2 separate regions of the Homo sapiens genome follow, and region 2 is linked to region 1. A link is an interaction called in ENCODE POLR2A ChIA-PET data of the cell type or tissue named here. Cell type or tissue: A673. All regions are shown on one strand.

Evidence for each region. Peaks named below come from ENCODE experiments on the same cell type or tissue, not always from the same donor. Only the 100,000 strongest peaks of a DNase experiment are listed, where the experiment ranks them.
Region 2: POLR2A ChIA-PET joins it to region 1 with 14 read pairs; 2 of 35 experiments call an interaction of 5 or more read pairs at or near these places.

What each region holds. Positions count from the first base shown.
Region 1 is chr22:38,825,426-38,833,425 of GRCh38, reverse strand. It overlaps NPTXR (neuronal pentraxin receptor), which reads left to right. Exons shown (of 5, transcript NM_014293.4): 2 at 4,914-5,139; 3 at 6,679-6,926. Among named protein-coding and RNA genes, the nearest start is that of NPTXR, 15 kb to the left of the region's middle. In A673, no CTCF peak of the experiment used is centred here; no DNase peak of the experiment used is centred here; H3K27ac peaks cover 892 bases.
Region 2 is chr22:40,717,215-40,725,214 of GRCh38, reverse strand. No RefSeq gene overlaps it. Among named protein-coding and RNA genes, the nearest start is that of MCHR1, 42 kb to the right of the region's middle. RefSeq lists an enhancer at 2,728-3,341. In A673, no CTCF peak of the experiment used is centred here; a DNase peak (open chromatin) is centred at 3,734; H3K27ac peaks cover 684 bases.

The DNA.
Region 1 (8,000 bases):
ATGGTTGGATGGGGGAGGTGAGGGGCCGTGGTCCACACTGCTCCCCCTGAAGGCTGCTCACTTTCCACCTGGTCCTGGTGCCCCTGCAGTCTGCCCCTGGTGAGGGAGGTGGGGTGGCAGGATGGGGTTTCTCTGAGAAAGCTTTCTGACCCCAAACTCCCACCGTTGCAAAACCTGGTGGTCTGGCCGTCCCAGAACAGCCTCTGCCTCACTGCCAGCTGGGAGTACCACTACCTGGGTGATCCTGGGCAGGGGCAGTGGTGCAGAGGGTGGGACCCTGACCCTCAACAGACCCAGACCAGCAGTGTAGGCCTGAGGAATGAGCACAGTCTGTGGGCTGTGCAGAGGATGGGACTCTGGCCCTGGAGTCCTGCACCTGCCTTCTGCTCCCTGCAGCAAGGGAATAGACCCCGGGTGGGGCTAAGGTGATGGGGTTTCCCTGCATCCTCCCAGCCTCAGCCACCCCACGCTGGCAGGACCCTCCTATCAGTCTCCCTTTGTGAAGCTGCCCTGCGCCATAGTCTCACACAACCTTCTGGATCTTCTAGACTTCCCGTGGCCATTAGTACCTCTCCTGCTTGCCTTCGAGTTAGGCAGGGCAACCAGCACTGTGCCCACTTGGCAGATCAACCAACAGACCCAGACCATCAGTGTGAGCCTGAGGAATGAGCACAGATTTCAGGATCAGGAAGGCCAGGCTGGAGTGCTGGCTCTGCAGCGTCACAGGTATGTGACCTTAGACAGGCACTGAGCCTCAGTTCCCTCATCTCTGAGTGGGCCTCCCTACTTCCCCAGGCTGTTGAGAGCAGCCTAGAACTGTTTGCACAGATCTTCCCTAGTGCGGGGCCTGGCATGCAGCGAGTGCTCGATGGAGACAGCTGCTGCCGTTAGCATTCTGATTGAGTGCTAATGAGCCCAGCACATTATGGCTGAGCCAGGCCTAGAACAAGGGGCTCTGGCTCTAGGCCCAGCACACTTACGCCAAACCCCACCCCGGACTCCCAGCGGGACAGGCCATGGGTTCCCAGCCTCCACCTTTCTGCCCCAGCAGGAGCTGAGTGGGGGTGCTGGCGTCATCATTCCCTCCATCATCTTAGGTGAGGGGCCCAGTTGGCATCGGGCCGGGAGCCCACGCGGCACAGCCTGCGCCCACAGCAGATGGGAAGTGGGGGTGCGGGAGTCGTGTTCTTCTGATTCAGACACTGGGACGGGGAGGGACTCACACACGATCCGGCGAGCCCACCTCCTCCATGGCCTTCCTGGCCGCTGCAGAGCCAGTGGCTCTGACAAAAGAACAGCTTGAGCGCACACCCCCTCAGCCCGCACGTTTTCTCCTCCAAACAGCGTCTGTTTAAATAGCCTCGACTCCCTGTTCTTGCTGGCAGATCTTCCTCCCTCTGTTCTTCCTGGCAAGTCTTCCTCCCTCTCTCCCTTTGCTGGAGAGAGGAGATGCTGGCTCCAGGGGTATCGGTTTGGCCCAGCCCCATTGCTATAGACAATTCAAAACGACTCCTGCCTTGGTTTCCCATCTGTGAAATGGGGATACGAAGAGTGCCAGCCTCAGCGAGCAGCTGCGAGGATTCATGAGTAAACACATGCCAAGTGCCTATGATGGGCCCGGTGCACAGCCTCACTCCCGCATGCCCCTCTGGCCTCAAGCTTGGCACAGAGCGGGTGGAGAACTGAGGACAGAACAGTACCTGGGACCAGGGACACCCTGCCCCAGCCCGCCCTTCCAGCCCTGAGATGAAATGCGCCCCTTGAGCTGATTGCCTCAGTCCAAGGCTTCCTGGAAGTCCAGCCATCTCGAATGCAGTGGGTGGCTGACCCTGTCACCCTGTGGGCCATCCAGTGTCACCTGAAGGCTCTGGAGGTAATGAGCGCCCCATCAGCTAATGTAGTCAAGCCCCACAGTTGGCATTATGCTTTTATAGTCCATGAGGGCCTGTCACTTGTCCTCCCATCCTTCCATCTGTCCTGGGAATGAACAAGAGGAAGTCTGTTTCACCCCACACACACTTTTTTTTGTCTCGCTCTGTTGCTCAGGCTGGAGTGCAGTGGTATGATCATGACTCACCGCAGCCTCAACCTCCTGGGCTTAAGCAATCCTCCTGCCTCAGCCACCCAAGTGGCTGGGGCCACAGGCATGCACCACCATGCCTGGCTAATCTTTGTATTTCTTGTAGAGATGGGGTTTCGCCATGTTGCCCAGGCTGGTCTCGAACTCCAGGGCTCAAGCGCCTGTCTTGGCCTCCCAAAGTGCTGGGATTACACACATGAGCCACCATGCCCAGCCTGTTCCCGTTTTAGAGGAGGGGAAACCAAGGCTTTGTGGTTAGTCTGCACCAGAGTCAGGGTTTATAGGCACCTTGACAGAAGGAGCCCTCGGGAAAGCAAAGATGAATGTAAGCGGGGAGTGCACTGTAAGGCTCCTCGCCCATCCCATGCCCACCTTCACCTGGCCTCCACCCCATCCTCGTGGGCCAAGTAGGCATCTGCGTGGCTGGGAGGCCGTGACCTCTTACACAAGAGGTGGGGGGGGTGGATAATGGTGGCCAGAGTCCCCCCTCTCCCGCTGCTTTCATGGGTCCCTTTCCAGAGCCAGCCTGGACGACCACAGTGACTTGTGTCTGTTGCCCCATCTTACAGCCTGGAATGGAGAGGTTGATCCTCAGCCCCTCCCACTGCCAGCAGAAGAGGGGGGTTGCTGAGTGTGAGTGGCACCAGACCCCCTGCCCTGTGAAGCAACCTCACCTTTCCCATGGGAGCCAAGGGACAGGTGGGACAGAGAGGGAATAGGGCTTCTGGAGAGGCCGCTTGGCAGATGCCAAGAGAGGCTGCGTGGCGAGTGATGCAGAGGGGGCGGGCGAGCCAGACTGCTAGGCTCAGATCCCAGCTCTGCTCCTGCTCCTGGTGTGATCTTAGTTAACTCACCCTAGTTTTCCTGCCCCTGAAATGGGGACACTGGCATGTTAAGTGGATTCAGAGAGGGAATGTTTGCAAGGTGTCTGCTAAGGCTCAGCCGGCAGCAAGAGCGTCCCATTCAGTCTTCCCACCTACCCCATGCACCCAAAACCATGCCCCCGGCACCCACTGTGGGCCAGGCTCTGGGCACTTCCCTTACACGCCATCATTTAATGCTGGCCAGCCCTGGAGGCTGAGCATTCCGTGTCTCCATCTTATAGAAGGGGAAAAATGATCTCGGAGTGTCAGCCCACCTGTCCCTACTCTCACGGGGCAGTGGCAGAGCCGAGGGCCGGTTCCTGCAACTCCTCAAAATGAGGTCACATTGCTGTCCACACTGGCAGCTCCCAAGTCTCGGGCACTGAGCATGGCAGTGGTCCTTTGCCCCCAGCACTCTGATGCAGGGGACGCACTTCTCCCCTTGTCCCATGGCTAGAAAACAGGCTCAGAGAAGTTAAGGAGGAGTGCACAGCTCAGAAGGAACACGCGGCCCTCAGTCACAGCAGCCACCAGCAGTGTCCAGTGTCACCCAGCAAATGACTGACAAGGCCATTGGCTGGGCCAGTGAGGCTGGACAGGGGATTCTATACTTGTCCCAGGCTGCAAGGCCATCCCCTCGCAGCTTAGGAAACTGAGGAAAGGTGGGGTTCTTGGTTTTCTGTTTTGCCTCCAGCCACAACTTCAGCATCTGGGGCAGTGCCCAGCACAATGGGGGTGCCCTCTGAATGTTTGCTCAGTGACTGAATCACAGAATGCAATGAGTTCGTGTCTGGGGCCTAAGCCTGGGAGCAAGGAACTGACTGAGCAAAAACTTCCCAGGCCCCTGGGGAGTTCGCAAGCATCAGGCCTGGTAGCGGGGACCATGGAGGAGGGGGAATCCAGGAGGATGGTGGAGGATGGTGAAGGTTTAATTTAGCTCCTAGCAGCTCATTGAATTATTAATCTCCTACTGACATTTCTGTGACATGTCTGCCACAGACTGTCCCCTTGAAGAGTCTGGACCTGCGGCCTCACCTGCGTTCCTCCACCCCAGAGGGGCCTTCTTCCAGCAGGAGAAGGGGAAGGAAACCCTCCCAGCTCCTGCCCCAGTTCTGCTGCCCTTGGGGTCTTAAGATAAGACAGGCATGTCATGGGGAACTCTGAACACTTAGACCTCATCCCGGGCTGGATGGGGGATGTCAGAGCCTACCCTGGAACACCCTGCCCTAGACAGCAATTGCAATAAGCAGGCTCTGTTTATTGATATTTAATCCTTAGTCCTCCCCACAACTCTCCAAATAGGTGCAGCTCTCTTTTGAGTAAACAAGTTCAGAGAAGTCAGGATATTTTCTCAGAGTCACATAGCAGATTGGTTACCGAGCTGGTTTTGAACCCTGGGCTGTCTGACTCCAAAGTATGTGATTTCAACCACCTGTCACCCTGGTATGGTCAAGCCACCGGGGCCCTGCTCCAGAAGTCCCTGTTTCACGCCCTGAGTGGGCCCAGTGGCCATACAGAGCCTTTTGCCAAGGACCGTTCTAGAGAAGCTTGCTGAGTGAGGGAATGAAGACTAAGATGGTCCGCCCCTTTACCAGCCTATCAGTGTCTAGCCTTGCTGCTATGAAGGACTAGGGTGGGGCGTTCAGCCCCAGCTGCACCCTGAAACCACCTGGGGGACCTTCACAGCACTCATGGCCACGCCCCACACCCCCACCACAGCCTGAGCTGTCCTTGAGGGCCGGGGCCAGCTCTGCCTGCTGCTCGCCGTCATGTGCCAGCACCAGGAACAGAGCCTGCCAGGGACCCAGGATGCATCTGTTGCCTGATGTTGGCCATTGTCATTCCCATTTTGCATACTGGGGAAGCTGAGGCTCCCCTGGGGTCACTGAGCAGGGGCGGTAGGCATCTGAGTGTTCCCAGCCTGTCCTTCCTCCCCTCAGTTGATTTCTGTTTCTCTGCCCTGTGAACAGCAGGAGCTTCCAGCCCGTGTGAACCTCTCAGCTGCCCCAGCCCCAGTCTCTGCTGTGCCCACCGGCCTACACTCCAAGATGGACCAGCTGGAGGGGCAGCTGCTGGCCCAGGTGCTGGCACTGGAGAAGGAGCGTGTGGCCCTCAGCCACAGCAGCCGCCGGCAGAGGCAGGAAGTGGAAAAGGAGTTGGACGTCCTGCAGGGTCGTGTGGCTGAGCTGGAGCACGGTGGGTCCTGGGTCCTGCAGAGGGCATTGGAGGGGTCCTCAGGATGACAGAGCCATTCAAAAAATATATCCATGCTCCCCGGAGGCTAACATCGACAGACTGGAGGGTGGGGAGGAGGCTGTGGAACACACAGTGGAGAGAATCATTGGGGGATATTGTTATCATTATCAACATTATTAACAGATCTCATTTTCTGGCACTTACTGTGTCCTGGGAGTGGGCTAAGTACTTGATACATCAGCTGATTTAATCCACAGTTTTCACAGATGAGAAGACCGAAGCTCAGAGAAGTCAAGTGACATGCTCAAGGTCACACAGACAAAAGTGGCGGGTCTGGACCTCAAACAAGGTCTGACTCCACAACCATACATTTAACCACCCACAAAATAGCATTTTCAATGACTTGGTCAGGATTTTGTTTAACACTTGTGCCTGGCACTGCCAAGGGGTCAAAGGAACATAATGGGCAGGGTACAGGTATAAGCATAAGGAGACCTGGCTCCTGGTTGCATATCTGTCTCTGGCTTGCTCTGTGACCTCAGAAGTTCACTTCCTTCCCCAGGCCTCAGTTTTCCTCATCTGAGAAATAGGGGTTTAGGACTCATGAGCTCTCAAAGACCTTTCAGCTTTCAATTCTTGTGAAGACCACCCTTAAGAGGCTTACAGACAAGTTGGGGAGAACAGGAGAAATGGTGAGCAGTTAGCTGGGACCAGCTTACATGGGGAACAGGGGTTCAGGAGAAGAAAATCCAGGCCCAGGCATGGTGGCTCATGCCTGTTATCCCGACACTTTGGGAGGTTGAGGTGGGCGGATCACCTGAGGTCAGGAGTTCAAGGCCAGCCTGCCCATCATGGCAAAACCCCATTTCTACTAAAAATGCAAAAATTAGCTGGGTGTGGTGGTGCATACCTGTAATCCCAGCTACTCGGGAGGCTGGGGCAGGAGAATTGCTTGAGCCTGGGAGGTGAAGGTCGCAGTGAGCTGGGCAACAGAGGGAAACTCCGTCTCAAAAAAAAAAAAAAAAAGAAAGAAAAAAAGAAAAAGAAAAGAAAAGAAAGAATATCCAAGCTGCTTCCTGGAGGAGGCAGGCCTCAAGCTACTTCTTGAAAACAGTGGTGAGGAGCAAATTTCAGAATGGAGGGGCCATCGCAGGGGCACAGCTGCAGGGGAGGGACAGGTCTGGTGGCTCAGGGCCAGCATCCTAGGTGGAGCACAGGAACAGGAGAAGCAACCTCCAGCCCTCCTCAGCCCTGCCTCTGGCCTGTCTACCCCGGGTCTCCCAACAAGTTTAATTTGTTGACGGTCACGTGGCTGGGAAGTGGGGGAGACGAGATTTGGTCTCAGGACATCTAAGGTCCAGAGCCCCTGCACTTTAATCACACCCCTCAACACAGAGGTGGAGCAGAGAGAGCCCTGAAGGCACTGGGCATGCAGCAGGTGCCTGGGAGCTGTTAGCCATCTTTCTGAAGTGTGCCCTGTCCACCCCACCCTTTTCGGTGTCCACCGACCTCCACCATGTCTGCCTTGCCCACCCTCAGGGTCCTCAGCCTACAGTCCTCCAGATGCCTTCAAGATCAGCATCCCCATCCGTAACAACTACATGTACGCCCGCGTGCGGAAGGCTCTGCCCGAGCTCTACGCATTCACCGCCTGCATGTGGCTGCGGTCCAGGTCCAGCGGCACCGGCCAGGGCACCCCCTTCTCCTACTCAGTGCCCGGGCAGGCCAACGAGATTGTACTGCTAGAGGCGGGCCATGAGCCCATGGAGCTGCTGATCAACGACAAGGTAGGCAGGGCTGGCAGGGAGGGCTGGCTGGGGGAGGGCCACCCTTCCAGAAGCACCCACTCCACACTGGGCTCTTTCATTCTCCTGCTCATTCTCCTGCTCTGCATATTCAGCACACATTAAGTACCTACCGTGTGCTAGGCTGGGCTCTGGGAATATAAAGACAAGCCAGACATGGAGCTGCCGGAAGAGAGGCTGTGTCCAATAGAGGCTCTAAGTGTTGTTCCATTTTACAGAGGAGGCAAGTGAAGCTCTTGGGGATCCAGTGACTTCCCCAGTGACCCAGCTATGGGACAGGGCTGAGGTGTCTGCCCCCAGGGCCCTGCTCATCATCCTGGACTTAAAGAGAAGGGAGGTGGCCGGGCGCACTGGCTCATGCCTGTAATCCCAGCACTTTGGGAGGCCGAGGCGGGCGGATCACGAGGTCAGGAGATTGAGACCATCCTGGCTAACATGGTGAAACCCCATCTCTACTAAAAATACAAAAAAATTAGCCGGGTGTGGTGGTGGGCACCTGTAGTCCCAGCTACTCGGGAGGCTGAGGCAGGAGAATGGCCAGAACCCGAGAGGCAGAGCTTGCAGTGAGCTAAGATCGCACCACTGCACTCCAGCCTGGGCGACAGAGGAAGACTCTGTGTCAAAAAAAAAAAAAAAAAAAAGAGAGAGAGAGAAGGGAGGTGCACAGACCTACCTGGGGATGGAGGGAGGAAGGGAGTGCTTGTGGCCTCCTCGTTCCTTCTACTTCCCTGGAGCCAGCCCCTCGGGCCCTCCCCGCTATGGAGAGTAGAAAGGTGTTGTGCTCAGGCTCTGGGACCCAAATGCTGGTTTGAGTCTTGGTTCTGCATCTTCACCATTGTGTGACCTCAGACTAGTCTTCTACTTGCCCTGTGCCTCAGTTTGCTTATCTCTAAAGCAGGAATGATAAGAACTCTTGTCTCTTAGGGTTGTAGTGAGAAGTGGCTTAAATGCATGTAGAGGGCTTTGAGCAGATCCTAGCGTTTAGCAGACATCAATAACTGTGAGCTATTTTTATTATACTGGGCACTGTGCTAATAAGCAGTTTACTCACATTAT
Region 2 (8,000 bases), 1.9 Mb before region 1:
GGACCAAAAGATGCAAACATTAGGGCAAAAACATGAGGGTTGAAGTGAAGTCTTCAACCAAATCCAGCATATAAAAAATCTCAGTTTGGGCCGGGTGCCATCGCTGACACCTGTAATCCCAGCACTTTGGGAGGCTGAGGCGGGTGGATCACCTGAGGTCAGGAGTTCAAGACCAGCCTTACCAACATGGTGAAACCCCATCTCTACTAAAAATACAAAAAATTAGCTGGGCGTGGTGGCAGGCGCCTGTAATCCCAGCTACTTGGGAGGCTGAAGCAGGAGAATCGCTTGAACCCCGGAGGCAGAGGTTACAGTGAGCCGAGATCGTGCCACTGCATTTCCAGCCTGGGTGACAGTGCAAGACTCCGTCTCAAAAAAAAAAAACAAAAAAAAAAAACATGCTTGAGACTTTAGAAACACTTCTCTCAATAACTCATGGGTGGAAGGAGAAATCATGATGGATATTTAAATTATTTAGAATTAAGTGATAATGAACATGCCTCATATCAAAACTTGTGAGATGCCTTAAGGTCATACTTAAAGGGAAAGGTATGGCCTTAAATGCTTATAGAAGAAAGGCTTAAAGGTTAATGAGAGATTATGGGAGGTCGAGGCAGGTAGATCACATGAGGTCAGGAGTTTGAGACCAGCCTGGGCAACTTGGCAAAACCTGTCTCTACTAAAAATAGAAAAATTAGCTGAGTGTGGTGGTGCGCACCTGTAATTCCAGCTACTCGGGAGGCTGAGGTAGGAGGATTGCTTGAGCCCAGGAGGCGGAGGTTGCAGTGAGTGGAGGTTACAGGCACCCGCCACCAAACCCAGCTAATTTTTGTATTTTCAGTAGAAATGGGGTTTCACCATGGTGACCAGGCTGGTCTCGAACTCCTGACCTCAGGTGATCCACCCGTCTCGGCAGCCCAAAGCGCTGGGATTACAGGCATGAGCCACTGGTGCCCGGCCACTTTTTTTTTTTTTAATTATAAAATTCTTATTGATTTTAAATTTTAAAAAAATCTTTACTCTGTGCCTATGATTACCCAGGCTGTTGCTTTTTAACATATGGTGAGTGTCCTGGACACCGCCTGTCTGTTGCTAGCTGCTGCCATGGGATGAACCGCCGGCCAGGCTACACTGATTTATACAATATTAGGTTTCCTAAAAGAGGAAGGCCTACCTGTGGCCCTCACCTAAGAGCTTTCGGGGCAATTCGTGAAGTAAGTATACATAAAAAAGATTCCTACCATTGCATACCAAAAAAAAAAAAAAATGGTTACCGTCATATCAACGTCATGTTGCCAGGAGCCCCAGGTGCTCCTGCACGCCAGGGCCCCCGCTCCGAATGCTGCCCATTGCATCGTTTTCCACCTCCCTCTCGCCCGGAGCCTCTTCTGAACCCTTCTCATTGGAATCCCTTTCAATGGCAAACCTCATTCCTCATTCTACTCCCTGAATGCTCTCTCCTGGTCCTCATTCTTCCCTTGGAACACCGCCCCCTGGTATCGCTCTTGGAAGGCTATTTCTCATTCACACCTTTCAGACCTAGAGGTCTAGGGGTGAGGTTTGCCTCCTCCAACACCTCCCACAACCGACTACCCCTCTGTTCCACCTCCCACACGAAGCCTCCCTGGCCCTACCCTCTTCTCCAGCCCCACCGCCTCTGTCCCACTGTCCCACTTCAGACCTTATCACGCTTGATCTTGATATTACAAGAGCCTCCTTGGTCCTCCTCCACCTGCAGTCCAGGTCCTCCTTTCCTTCTCCACACTTCTCCACACAGCAGGCCATTCCCAGAGGGATCTTTTTTTTTTTTTTTTTTTTTTGAGACAGAGTTTCGCTCTTGTTGCCCAGGTTGGAGTGCAGTGGCATGATCTTGGCTGACCGCAACCTCCACCCGCCAGGTTCAATCAATTTTCCTGCCTCAGCCTCCCAAGTAGCTGGGATTACGGGGTCATGCCACCATGACCAACTAATTTTTGTATTTTTAGTAGAGACAGGGTTCCACCATGTTGGCCAGGCTGGTCTCGAACTCCTGACCTCAGGTGATCCACCCTCATTGGCCTCCCTAAGTGCAGGGATTACAGGCATAAGCCACCGTGCCCAACCCCAGAGTGATTTTTCTAGAAGCACAGATTGTCCTGGCCCTGTTCCCAGTGGCTTACCTTTCAGGGAGGTCTCCTTTACCTCCCCTGGGCAGTTAGGTGGTCGCCCCCTCCGGCTCCTCTAGCACCAAGGCAAACCTTGGTCACATTACCTGTCACATCCCTGGCACATCTGTCAACTTTGAGGAGAGGAAACAGGTAGGTGTGGCCATGCAAGGTGAGACCTGTGGATCCCCAGCTTCAGCAGCACACGAGGGCTTGTTAGGAAGGCAAAATCTGGCCAGGCGCGGTGGCTCACTTCTGTCATCCCAGCACTTTGGGAGACCGAGGCAGGAAGAGTTCGAGACCAGCTTGGGCAATGTAGTGAAACCTCATCTCTACAAAAAAATGCAAAAATTAGCTGGGCATGGTGGTGCATGCCTATAGTCCCAGCTACTCAGGAGGCTGAGGTGGGACGATCAACTGAGCCACAAGAGGTGGAGGCTGCAATGAGCTATGATTGTGCCACTGCACTCCAGCCTGGGCAATAGAGAGACCCAGTCTCAAAAAAGAAAAAAAAAAAGAATTTTAATTTGCATTTAACAAGGTCCCAAGTGATTTGCTTGCACTTTATTTATTTAGTTTTTTTTTTTTTTTTTGAGACGGAGTTTTTCGCTTTTGTTGCCCAGGCTGGAGTGCAATGGCACGATCTTGGCTTACCACAAACTCCTCCTCCTGGGTTCAAGCAATTCTCCTGCCTCAGCCTCCCGAGTAGCTGGGATTCCAGGCGTGCGCCACCACGCCCGGCTAATTTTGTATTTTTAGTAGAGACAGGGTTTCTCTATGTTGGTCAGGATGGTCTTCAACTCCTGACCTCAGGTGATCCACCTGCCTTGGCCTCGCAAAATGCTGGGATTACAGGTGTGAGCCACTGCTCCCGGCCTTGTTTGCACTTTGAAATTTGAGAAGCACTGAATACTGAAGAGAAGCATCAGCAAGGTGAGGGGACGATTTCCAAGTTCAAATAATTTTCATTGCCTTAGTTTGGGAGAGCTTGGGGTGAGAGTGGGTGAGGACAGCCAATTGAAATGACCTACTGTAGGCTGGGCATGGTGGGTCATGCCTGTAACGCCAGCATTTTGGGAGGCCGAGGCAGGCAGATCACTTGAGGTTAAGAGTTCGAGACCAGCCTGACCAACATGGCAAAACCCTGTCTCTACTAAAAGTACAAAAGTTAGCCGGGCATGGTGGTGCATGCTTGTAATCCCAGCTATGTGGGAGGCTGAGGCAGGAGAATTGCTTGAACTCAGGAGGCGGAGGATGCAGTGAGCCAAGATCATGTCACTGCACTCCAACCTGGGTGACAGAGCAAGACTCTGTCTCAAAAATAAAAAAATAATAATAATTGAAATAACCTACTGACATCCTAGAATGAATAAAATCAATGCAAGCTTTGAGGCTTAGATCTGGAAGAGATCCTATTATTCTGGAAACAGCTGACAGTTTCAGATTGATGCTGTGCTGCAGTGAATAAGGCAGACAGATGCCAGGATATGTCAGCAAAAGACCTGTCACAGCATCAATTAAGAGAAATGTTGAACACTCACCCCTTTGTCGGAGCCAGCATGAAGCAGGAGCACAGCAGCAGGAGGGCGAGAAGAGGGGAGACAGCTCTGTCCTGGCAACAGGAAATTGCCTCGGGAAGATTGATTTGCACTTAGTGCAAAGTCACTGTGAGGTCAGAAAGGGCTGTGTGTTGAATCTTTTCTGCATGTTCGACTCACCCGGGTCGTCCTGCCCAGTATGCACTTAGCACTCCTATTACTCAAAGACTCATCACAGGCAATGGCACTTAAATAATGGACCCTTAAGCCTAACCTTCTGAAAGGCTCCGGTTGTCTTTTATTAATAAAAACTAGATCTCTAGGGAAGAGCTAAGCTCTCCTACAGGGCAGTCAGTGTGGGGGCAGCTTGGTGGGGTGGGGGAAGGATGAGGGGGCTGTATTAATAGCCTTTGGGCACCCAGGAGAATGCTGCTGAGGAGAGCGTCACTGTTGATGTGCATATCTAGCTCCATGGGCCAAGTACCGCAGTGGAAAGTTCATGATCCCACGTGTTCCACTTCCTAGCCGTATCACGCTGGTATTCTCATTCCTACAGCTGAAAAACCTGAAGCAGAGGTTGCATGACTTGAGGCATCCCACTGCTAACTAATGGCAGAGATGCTGATATGGGTTGAATTCTGTCCCCTAAAAAAAGATATGCTGAAGTCTTAGACTATAACCTTATTTGGAAACGGGGTCATTGCAGATGCAGTTAGTTAAGATGAGATCATACTGGAGTGAGTGGAGCCTTTAATCAAAGATGATTTATGTCCTTATAAGAAGTGGGAGGCCGGCTGGGCACGGTGGCGTGTGCCTGTAATCCCAGCACTTTGGAAGGCTGAGGCAGGTGGATCACCTGAGGTCAGGAGTTTGAGACCAGCCTGACCAACGTGGTGAAACCCCATCTCTACTAAAAAAAAAAAAAAGGAAAAATTAGCTGGGTATGGTGGTGCATAACTGTAATCCCAGCTACTTGGGAGGCTGAGGCAGAAGAATTGCTTGAACCGGGAGGCGGAGGTTGCAGTGAGCCGAGATCTCACCATTGCACTCCAGCCTGGGCAACAAGAGAAAAACTCCATCTCAAAAAAAAAAAAAAAAAAAAAAAGAAGTGTGAGGCCAGGCAGTGGCTCACATCTGTACTCCCAGCACTTCTGGAGGCCAAGGTGGGAGGATTGTTTGAGCCCAGGAGCTCGAACCAGCCTGGGCAACATAGTGAGATCCTGCCTCTACAAAAAATTTTAAAATAAGTTGAGTGTGGTGGCACACTTCTGTAGTCCCAGCTACTTGAGAGGCTGAGGTGAGAGGATCACTTAAGCCTGGGAAGTGGAGGCTGCAGTGAGCCTTGATCGCGACACTGCACTCCAGCCTGGGTGACAGAGTGAGACCCTGTCTAGAAGGAGAAGGAGGAGGAAGGAAGAAGAGAAGAGAGGAGACACACAGGGGCAGATAGCTATGCGACAGTGGAGGCAGAGATAGCAGCGATGCAATTCCTACTTGCTAGGGAAGCCAGGATCACTGGCAAACACGAGAAGCTGGAGATTGAAGGAAGGATCTTCCTTCCCTACAGGTTTTGGGGGGAGCATGACACTGCCAACACCTTCATTTTGGACTTCCAGCCTCCAGAACTCTGAGGCAACACATTTCTGTCATTTTAAGTAACTCAGTTTGTGATACTTTGTTACTGCAGCCCTGGAAAACAAATACAGGTGGGATTCAGACTTTGGCCTGCTGAGCCTGTGGTTTTCCCGTTGATGTCGCCCTGCAGCCATGACATGGACAGAGCTACTTGGGATGCTGGGATCGCAGCATCCGTACTCACCTGCTCTCTGGAGCCCTCCTGCGCACATGGTAACATAGTTGTCCACAGTCACGTGGAGAAGGGGGATGCTGCTTGGAAAGCTTCAAAAATGGAGTAGACTCCTACCCAGGAGGAAGCCAGACTCCTGCATGGAGGGACCCTTTACATCCCATGATTTTATAAAGAAAGAAAGCAGATGACGTGTTGTCGTCAGCCATATAGAAGCAGAACCTGAGTCAGAGATCCCTGTGCAAGGGATTTATGGAGAAAGGGTTCCCAGCAAAAAAAAAAGAAAGAAAGAAAGAAAGAAAGAAAGAAAAAAGCAGCCGGGCACGGTGCCTCATGCCTGTAATCCCAGTACTTTGGGAGGCCGAGGCAGGTGAATCATCTGAGTTCAGGAGTTCGAGACCAGGCTGGCCAACATGATGAAACCCCATCTCTACTAAAAATACAAAAAGTAGCCGGGTGTGGTGGCAGGCACCTGTAATCCCAGCTACTCAGGAAGCTGAGGCAGGAGAATCACTTGAACCCGGAAGGCAGAGGTTGCGGGAGCCGAGGTTGCACCCCTGCACTCCAGCCTGGGTGACAGAGCGAGACTCCATCTCCAAAAAAATAATAATAATAATCAAAAAGGTCTTAATACATGCCAGTCATCATTCTAAGCACTTTACATATGATAACTCATTTAATCCTTGCAACACCCTTAGGTATCATTATCCCCATTTCTCAGAGGAAGAAACTGAGGCTCAGATAGCATATGAGTAATTTGCAGGAGTTCACACAGCTGGTCACAGAGCTAGGATTTGAACCCAAGTTATCCAGTCCCAAAGTCTGTGCCCTTAGGCACTATGACAGGTCTGCAAAGTGACACCCAGCAGACACACATTTAAAGGTAAATCATTGTTACTGGTATCCGAGCCACTGATCCTAGCTTGACTTGGGGGGTGAGCTCTACAGAGGCTGATTCTCTGTAATCCTACCCTCCCCTTCTCCCCATCAGGGCCCTTCTTAGCACTCTGGGTGGTTGCTCCAACCATGCACCTGGAAGCTTGGGCTTGGGTTACAATGCTCTGTTTATGTGTTTGTCTCCCCTGATTGCCTGCCAGTGATTCTTCCTTCTCATATCTCAGCACTTAACATAGTTCTTGATATATATTAGGTGATAAAAATTGTCTCTTCTTTTAGCACTGGAGCCATGAGATACCCCTGAGAAGTGGTGAGCTTGTGGCGTGAAGAGCTGGGTGACCTCCTCTTCCTTTTGGTGGCCTGAGCCAGAGATGTCACTTCCTCACCTGCTCTTTTCTGCTTTCATGTCTCAAGCTGCCTGGGGGCTTCTTTTTTTAGGTCTCTTACACTCGACTAATCTGCGAATGGGCCAAGAACCCACAATGGGGAAAGGACAGACTCTTCAATACGCAGGTTGGGAAAACAAAATATTCACCTGCAGAAGAATTAAATTGGAGCCTTGTCTCACATCTTATATAAAAATCAACTGAAAATGGATTAAGGACTTTAACATAAGATGTGAAACTAGAAGAAAACATAGGGGAAAAGCTTCTTGACATTGGTCTGGGCAATGATTTTTTTTTTTTTTAATATATGATCCCAAAGCTCAAGAAAAAAAAATAGGTGAATGGGGCCAGGCACGGTGGCTCATGCCTGTAATCCCAGCACTTTGGGAGACCAAGGCGGGCAGATCACTTGAGGTCAGGAGTTCAAGACCAGCCTGGCCAACATGGTGAAACCTCGTCTCTACTAAAAATACAAAAACTAGCCAGGCATGGTGGTGGGCACCTGCAATCCCAGCTCCTTGGGAGCCTGAGGCAGAAGAATCACTTGAACCTGGGAGGCAGAGGTGGCAGTGAGCCAAGATCGTACCACTGCACTCCTGCCTGGGCAACAGAGTGAGACTTCGTCTCAAATAAATAAATAAATAAATAAATAAAACAAAAATACAAAAATTAGCCAGGCATGGTAGTGCATGACTGTAATCCCAGCTATTCGGTAGGCTGAGGTGGGAGGATCAACTGAGCCCAGGAGGCAGAGGTTGCAGTGAGCCAAGATCAAGCTATTGTATTCCAGCCTGGGTGACAGAGTGAGACACTGTCTCAAAAACAAAACAAAAAACGACCAAAACAACAAAAAAAGATGAACGGGGTGAAGAGACAACCTATGGAATGGGAGAAAATATTTGCAAACCATACATCTGATAAAGGATTAATAACCATAATATATAAGGAACTCAAACAACTCAGTAGTAATTAAACAAATAACCTGATTTAAAAACAGGCAAAGGACCTGAGCAGGCATTCCTGAAAAGAAGACTTACCAATAGCTAACAGGTAAATTAAAAAGTGTTCAGTATCACTAACCATCAAGAAAATGCAAATCAAAACCACAATGAGCTATCATCTCATGTGTGTTGGAATGGCTATCATCAAAAAACAAAAGATACCAAGTACTGGTAAGGATGTAGAGATAAGCAAGCCCTGTACACTGCTGTTTAACAGTGGATTTAAA